2 separate regions of the Homo sapiens genome follow, and region 1 is linked to region 2. Evidence: chromatin contacts called from ENCODE Hi-C or POLR2A ChIA-PET data. All regions are on one chromosome and are shown on one strand. Each heading gives the region's core, a stretch centred on a gene start or an enhancer-like site at or near the end of the contact. The rest is flanking DNA. Distances are from core to core; before and after follow the strand shown. Region 1 overlaps LOC105377343 (a long non-coding RNA gene). Region 2 overlaps TSPAN5 (tetraspanin 5).

What was found. A loop is a pair of places that touch in the nucleus more often than their neighbours do. ChIA-PET counts read pairs that join two places held with the same protein, here RNA polymerase II (POLR2A). Pooled maps may share reads with other maps.
Region 1: a loop to region 2 is called in a pooled map, with 2.3 times the contacts of the local background. The contact joins two enhancer-like sites. A Hi-C loop is called at or near these places in 3 of 50 pooled maps. POLR2A ChIA-PET finds 5 or more read pairs at or near these places in 2 of 52 experiments (BJ and RWPE1).

Annotation. Positions count from the first base shown.
Region 1 is chr4:98,793,108-98,797,057 of GRCh38, reverse strand. The region is part of intron 2 of LOC105377343 (a long non-coding RNA gene); the gene reads left to right. Among named protein-coding and RNA genes, the nearest start is that of EIF4E, 130 kb to the left of the region's middle. Within about 2 kb of position 2,302, at least 3 of the 41 ENCODE cell types and tissues checked have a DNase peak (open chromatin) inside an H3K27ac peak, as active enhancers do.
Region 2 is chr4:98,481,099-98,485,341 of GRCh38, reverse strand. It overlaps TSPAN5 (tetraspanin 5), which reads left to right. Exons shown (of 8, transcript NM_005723.4): 4 at 3,167-3,337. Among named protein-coding and RNA genes, the nearest start is that of TSPAN5, 180 kb to the left of the region's middle. Within about 2 kb of position 1,966, at least 3 of the 41 ENCODE cell types and tissues checked have a DNase peak (open chromatin) inside an H3K27ac peak, as active enhancers do.

The DNA.
Region 1 (3,950 bases), core at 1,053-3,552, 310 kb before region 2:
GTGGATTTCTCTCCTTTGCCCATTTCTCTATTGGCTACTGGTACAGTGGGATATTAAAGGTTAGAGTGCATTGGATAGTAGAAAGGCATAAGTCTTAAAGTTGATGGACTAATATTTAAATTCTGGTTTGATCTTTTATAGGTTATGTAAATACTTTTTGAGCTTCAGTTTCCTCATCTCTAAACTTATGATAACAATCTCTTTTTCACACAGCTCTAGGGAAGATTAAAAGAGATAATTTACGTAACATACTTAGTACAATATCTAAACCCTTAGTGGGGGCTCCTTCCATAATCCACGGTTTTATAAAGATTGCAGCAAACGTTTTTCATACTTTTAAGGAGTCACATATAATTTCACAAAAAAAGAAGAAAAAAGATATGAAGAAGAAAGAATAGTGAGTGGAAAGAGAAGCCATGTTTTATCTTTAAAAGCTCATGGGTGTTAACTTTTATTATAAAATTTTTCACACTTAGGTATTTTCAATCCTTTTTAATCTGTTGCCCAGCATGCTTCTAAAGCCACTTCTTCCTCTGAAGGTGATTAGGGAATACAGGCTAATTTTAATATTAGCATAAGTAACACATAATTAGGGAAGTAAATCTTCTGTGCCCAGATGCCCATTATGCATTACAAAGTCAATATGTAATATGGCTTTAAAAAGTCATTTGCTGCTTGGCATTATTTGGGGGTTTATCAGGGCTTTGCATAGAGCCTTACAGTCAGCTCACAATAGTGTTTGCTAAACTGACTTGGTCCCTTGTTTCTTTTTGCTGGTAGGATAGCAAAAATGCCATCTTCTAGACTCTTCCTTGGGCAGGTGGGTGCCATTTCTCTTTGAATCACTAGTGCCTAGCTCAGTGTGAGGGACATAGTAAAGGCTGAATCAAACTGAATCCTGAGGTGAGACATGGGCTTTTCAAATTCCATATGAATCAAGGTTAAGCCCCCAAAGCATTCTGAGTGTCACCGACTTTCCAAAAGGACACTGATGTACTCACTCTTTTGCTCTATATGCATTTATTTTGCCAGAACTATCTATAGAGACAGGATTTTCAACTTCTTTTTAAGTTCACAACATACTATTTTTACTGTCTTTCAAATTTCCTCTTTCTGATTCATCAAATGTGATATGCTATATATTCATTTGAAATAAAATTAATTGTAAATCAGTTTTGTGAGTTCCTTAATATCTCATGAGATAAATGGAGAGACTGTAAAGTGTTATGAAACCAGGATGGAAAATTTAGTCTGCATATTCCAGGATGTGCTATTTCAATAGCTTCATAAATGAGGGAATGCTGAAGATAACTTTCTCATGTTTTTTCTCTTTCTAACCATTTAATAGTTGGTTGCTCTCTTCTCTATAGGCCTAGGATGCAGTTTACTGAGAGTAAACATGGCACATGCTTCAGCATAGAGTTTCCAAGCAAAGGATGACAGATTCTCACAAGCCTCACTTTTACTTGACGAAATGGAAGGGTAGGATCTCTGTATTTCATTTCTGAGAAAGCACACAGATTACTGCAACTGTCTACCTTTTGGCTTCCGGCAATTTGTCTCCTTTGCCTATGAAGAACCACCTACTCTCTTTGTGTGCTTAAAAAGTCACTTGAAGATCCCTATCCTTTTGCTCATCACCAGTGCCCCCATGCCAACTCTGCGTGGGGATTGCAGAGTCTCCACTTAGTGACAGTCATATTCATCTTTCCAAAGTCTGGGAAGACTGCAGAAAGGGACACACCAATATATTCCTATGTTTCAATGCACTTTAGCCTTAGGGATTTTTGTCAAACATGGCAGGAAGGCCAAATGTGTATAAAACATCACTGCAAGGGCTCTGAGCCTGGAGATATACCCTAAAAGTGCCTGGTGAGATTACTGACAGTCCCTGTGGGTCCAAAGAATTGCTGTTCACTTGTCGGACCCTACTGTCTTCTTATTCCCTCCTCCAGGTTATCCCTTTCCATTGTCATTGATATCTTTGTCAGGGAATGTGCGATAGAGCAAGCAAAGGCAACACATCCTGATTAGCTCTATCACTTGCTAATAGATGTGGTAGAGCAGGTAAATTTCATAGGCAGAATCTAGTTTGTGGTTCAGCAACAAGATCCACCTGTTCCTGAGACCTGTAACCATAAGTAGTTGAGAGTTAACAACATGCAAATTTTTGCTTCAAGAAGAAACTAGTTAGGCTTCAGGGCTTGAACATACCCTTAGGGATAGGAACTGGATAACTTAGCAGAAACTCACACAAGTAAGAGCCTGCTAAGAGTGGGAGGGTGACTCAGCAGTGGCCCAGGAAGCTAAACAGCAAAGACTTGCTGATTAGTCTCAGAGAAGCTGATCTGAAAGAATATGAGAAGCTACAGGGACTGAGGTTAGGAATGAGGTGGTTCAGGTTGACACGCTGCTTTAATCACCAGATGCTCCATTATTTCCATCCTGCTAATTGTAGTTTCAAAATTAGCAACAACTCCCCCACAATAATTAGGGTTTATAAGTGCATGTGCCCACATTTCAGGATTACGCATGTAGTGTTCAAGTGTTATACAGCTAAAATTATTGTGTGTATTTGTGTAACTTGTTCGCTGAATAAGTGAATTAAGTAGGATACAATCAAGAAACAGCTCTGTTTCTCCTACCACTGCCTATAAACACACTTGGTCGGACCTCTATTCAAAGCCCCTTGAATGCATCTAGGGTAGAAACATAGTTCTTTGGTCTTTTATCACCTTACTAAATTCTTTCATTATTTATAATAGTTTTTCAATAGTGTCTCATATTTTCCATGTATTCGTCAGATCAAATGAAAATAGTTTGCAAAAGTTTTCTCCCATCTGTAGGCTGTCTGTGCACTCTGTCCCTAGTTTCATCTGGTGCAATGTACTTTATTCTTTTACTTCTCAAACTGTTTTCTTTTCTCTGTTGTAAAGCCACCCCACATTTTAGGGTTTTGTTATGGTAGCACCCCACTTTTGGTGCCAAAATAATTATTAGTTGTCCATATACAACAAGTTATCCTAAAATTTAAATGTTTAAAACAATCAATATTTACGAATGCACTCAATTTCTATGAGTCGGGAACCCAGGAGCAGATCACTTTGGAGGTTCTGTCTCCATGTCTGTATGAGGTTACAGTCAAGGTGTTGGTCAGGGTTGCAGTCATGTGTAAACTTGTCTGAGGTGGGAGGATCCTCTTACATGATGAAAAACTCAAGTACTTGGCAAATTCGTGCTGGTTCTTGGCAGGAGGCCTCAACTCCTCATTATGTGGACCTCTCTATAGGGATGTGATCATGAACATGGCAGCTGGCTTTTCCCATAGAGAATAGTCCAAAAAAGAGCAAGGTGGAAGCTGTAGTGTCTTTCATGCTACCATTTCTTGCATCTTATTGGTTACTTAGGTTAGCTGTATTCATTGTAAGAGGCTATAGCACAAGGTCATGATTACCAGGAGGCAATAATCATTGGAGGCCATACTAGAGATACATAATTATGGCAGATACCTAAAATAATGTGTTTGAAAGATCTTTAATGATTGGTTAAATGAAAGAAAAGATTCAAAACTGTTAAAGCAGTATAATCTAAAAGTTATTAAAAATAACGTTTTAATGTTGTCTGAAAGTATGTGTGCATGCAGAAAAGATAGACCAAAAGGGAAACAAAAATGTTAGCATGACTTTTTTCTGAGAGGATGATGAAAGTTTAGGTTTTCCCATTTTTCTCAATGTGTGTGTGTGTGTGTGTGTGTGTGTGTCTATTTTCAAAGTTTTCTAGAGTATAAATGAATAGCTTTATAATTAATAAACATGAATTTTGAGGGCACAATTAGAAAAATTATTTTAAAATTTTGCTTATTTTCTTGAAGACACAATTTATATTATTTCCCTTTAGTTTGAAAGTTAAAGTAAACTTTCGATACCCAGTAAAAATCTAATCACAATTTT
Region 2 (4,243 bases), core at 717-3,216:
TTCACCTAGTCAGAAACCTGGGGAGCCCCCAGGAGAGCTCTGTCCCTGATTGCCACCTGCCAACCTGCCAGTCTTCTTGGCTTGAGGCATCTCAGTGCTCCAGTGCTCAGCTCACCTTGCCAGCTTTCCTGTAGCCTGATTGGGTCCTGGTCATACTCATCTGTTGCCACTATTTCATCAGTTTCGGCCTCCATGCCCCAAAATGTGGGATCCTTTTTTTTTTTTTTTTAGATGGAGTTTCACTCTTGTTGCCCAGGCTGGAGTGCAATGGTGTGATCTCGGCTCACTGCAACCTCTGCCTCCTGGATTCAAGCGATTCTCCTGCCTCAGCCTCCCGGGTAGCTGGGATTACAGGAGCCTACCACCGTGCCTGGCTAATTTTTTCATTTTTAGTAGAGATGGGGTTTCACCATGTTGGCCAGGCTGGTCTCAAACTCCCGACCTCAGGTGATCCACCCGCCTCAGCCTCCCAAAGTGCTGGGATTACAGGCGTGAGCCACCATACCTGGCTGGGATCCTCTGAATTGTATTTTTTTTTTTTAAGTAAAGATGGGGTTTCACCATGTTGGCCAGGCTGGTCTTGAACTCCGGACCTCAAGTGATCCACCTTGCTCAGCCTCCCAGAATGCTGGGATTACAGGCATGAGCCACTGCACCTGCTCAGTCCCCTTAATTGTGATTTACTTTAATATAGTTTCATTTATAGTGGTGGCCCCTTTAATATAGTTTATCATTTCTTACAGTTGAAGAGTCCAGTGTTAACTGAACAGGCAGAAAACTACACATTTCTCTAAATCAGCACCTTAATTTATAAAGTCTCATGTTGGAAATGAAGAGAATTGTGTTGTTTCTTGGCTTTTAAGACTTGGAAAATATCTTAAATGGCCTCTCTCCATTTAGGACAAACAATAAAAACTTGCCTGGAATAATCTTCGAACAGAAGGTATGAGATAAGTAGTAAGTAAACGTCCACAGGACTCCAAATAGCTCTAAAGATCTGATTCCCCTAGGAGACTTGCTGAGGGAAAATCTAGGAACTAAGATACTGCAAAATGGAAATAGACCTTCTTGGTTGACCGAGGCTCTAGGGTGAAGCCTGTGAGTCAGTGTCTGCACCTTTGGAAATAGAGGAAATTAGCTCAACAGGGCTTGGGGCATGTAGGTATCTGCCAAATATTTTATATGAATTGAATTTGGACTCAATTTTTGGTATGTATAATATGTAACATGAAGAGAAAATTTACCAGGGGAACTGGAAAATGCACTTAACTTTTATGGAGGTGAGAACAAAAACTGAATTAAAATCTTTCCCTGACTTGGTGTTTCCTGTGTATGCTCATGCATGCTAGCTATAATTTTGTCATTTCTGTACTGTGATAATTCATAATTCATATTTACATGCTTAAGGTGGGGCCTAATACAGGGCAGGGCGTTATTTACACTGTAGGGTAGGCATTGAGCAGAAGTGGTGTGATATTTTTTCTGTTCATTTTTCTAGATTGGGGAAAGTTTAAATTGAAATTATTGGCATCACTGATGATAATTAAGAACTGTTTAAATTCCATTTCTGGCGAATTCCTGAAGGATATATAATCAGGAACTCTAGGGAAACCTGAAGGGCTGAGCTGGAGGGTCTAGAATTGGGGCCTTAACCTGGGAGTCCAAAAACTTTGCCAAACACTTATTTCCACCTTCCACTCCTCCTCCCGTGCCCACCCTCACAGAGCAGTACTTGGCACCCTAGACAAATACTGCCAGATCTACAGACATCTAATGTCTGCAGATACCCACTCCCTGCCTAGCCTCCCTAATCACATAAGACTGGGACATCTTCGAAGGCAAGGATACCCCTTGTTCTTACTCATCCTTGTTTCTGCAAAGCCCACCTACCTCAGGGCCTGACTCATTGTGGGTCATTCAGTAGATGTTTGCTGAATGAATAAACATTGTTTGTCTTTTGTTCTTTTAATGAGTAACTGCTGTTTCCTTTGCACCCCTCCCCAATACATTTTTCTCTTGGCTGGCAGCTCCTTGTCTGCTTGCTGAAGATAGAACCGCAGACCACCTGAGCACCCCCTGCCTCCTCAGCTGCTCACTGTTCTTCTGCATGTGGCCTTCAGGACCTCTGCCCAGCAGTTGTGGCCCATGTCACCCTCTCTGCTGTTGTCACCAGAAATTTACCCGCACTGTACCCTCTGGTCCTTCACAGCTCATTTCTCATAATCTATTTTAACAACAAAGTTTGAGAAGGTTAAGAATACAGGATGGTAGGAGGTGGAAAAAACAGTGGGCGTGAGCAGTAAGTCGATATGACTAAGCTGAGACTCTTCTGAGTCTTCTAGATGGAAGGGGAATTTCTCCAGAGTTACGGGCAGTTACCACGTTGCCTCATGGTCTTGAGCCCCTCTTTTAAAACCCCTGTTGTCTACATTAAGCGGAAGTCTCCCCTTGGCTGCATTTTGATGTCACTTAAAATGTTGCTGGGGCCCATGCTTCCTAGAGGAAGGCAAGCACAGCTAGCATTCCCAGGAAAGCCCTCAACTCAGGGGTTTCATTTTGTTTTTATGATGGGAAATAACTTTCATTTCGCGGTCACTGCCCACCCCACTACTTCCTCTTTGACCCCTTCATCTAAGATGAACACATCTGTTATTTTACCCTGTATAGCAGGTGCAAAAGAGAATTAAAATGGTGTCTGAATCCATAAAAGGAATATATTGCATAGAGAATCAAGGCCACAGTAACAAGTGACAGGCGATCTTAAAATATTGGAATAATCTATCTTTCAAGTTACAGAAGCTTACTAGAGATAGGGGCAGGTCATTGTTACAAGCATCTGGCAGTACATTAATCATGAGAAATTAATTAGGCCTTAATGTGGGTCTAATGAGAAATCCTTATTATCCATGTTTGCTTATGGGCTTTGTTGGTTAATTATCAAATGGAACACTAGAGACCCTAAAATGTGATTATAAAATGATTTTTAAAAGTCCTTTCTTGGAGTGTAATATTCTATTAATGAATCAGCAGAAACTGAAGATTATCTGCTTTGGAGATGTGTAACAATCCAATGTAATTACAAACCTGTTTAGAGAGGAACCATTTAGCTATATATGATCAAAATAGCCCTTATAACTGTTCTCTGTGTATGTGTCTTTTATCTTAGTTTTCTGTGTTCCTGGGAATTATTTTCTTCCTGGAGCTCACTGCCGGAGTTCTAGCATTTGTTTTCAAAGACTGGATCAAAGACCAGCTGTATTTCTTTATAAACAACAACATCAGAGCATATCGGGATGACATTGATTTGCAAAACCTCATAGACTTCACCCAGGAATATGTAAGTTTAAAGTGGTTTGTTTTCAAGTTGAAAGTTCTCTGAACGATGACCCCAGTGAATTTCATCCCTCCTGGTTTCTGCATCTGCCAGCTGGAAACTACCTGACTATTCTGCATGGGTGTTTGTTTGTTTGTTTATTATTTTCCGACTTGCTCTGTGACTTACAGGATTTGTATTCTAAATGGAAATTTCCTATTTTCACTTGTTTCAACTTCTGTTAAGTTAGAGGAACAAAGAAGAAAATGCTTGAGCAAAACGTTATAATCATGGCTGTCCTTTCCTATTTGCATTTGAGGAACATTGTTTTGCTCCGGGTTTAAAGTTTTCTTTGGTTATTAAATATGGATTCTTTCTTATCCCTTGCCCCCTTTTTTGGTAATCCTTGATATTTCACAGCTCATAATAATCTACTTATCAACAGAATAATTTGCCACAAAGTTCCTAAAATGTGCCTATCCAAATATTATTATTGCACATGCAGTTAAAAGCAAAAGCTTAGAAACTCCTAAGTCCTAGTGGCTTCTAACAAGTGAAGAATCTGTGCAGTGGAATCCGGGCCACTCTCTCCTATCCCTGAGCATTGGAGTCCAGGCCACTCCCTCCCGTCTCTGAGCATGCCTGTGAAATGGCTCTTTCAGTGCCAGCAAAGCAGCAGATGTCCCGTTTCACTCAGAATGCAAGGGACCAAAAGACACAGGTCTAGTGCCAAAATCTGATAAGGGACCCTGGGCTCACAGGACCTTGACCTATTTCCCCAATAGCAAAATGGAAATAATACTAGCTACTGTCTAACTCACAGGGATATTATGACACTAATGAGACATACATGTTTTTATATTAGGCTAAGGTGTTAGGGTCCTACAAACTTGCAGGTCTTTATATACCTGCACTGAAAAGTCGGGTAGG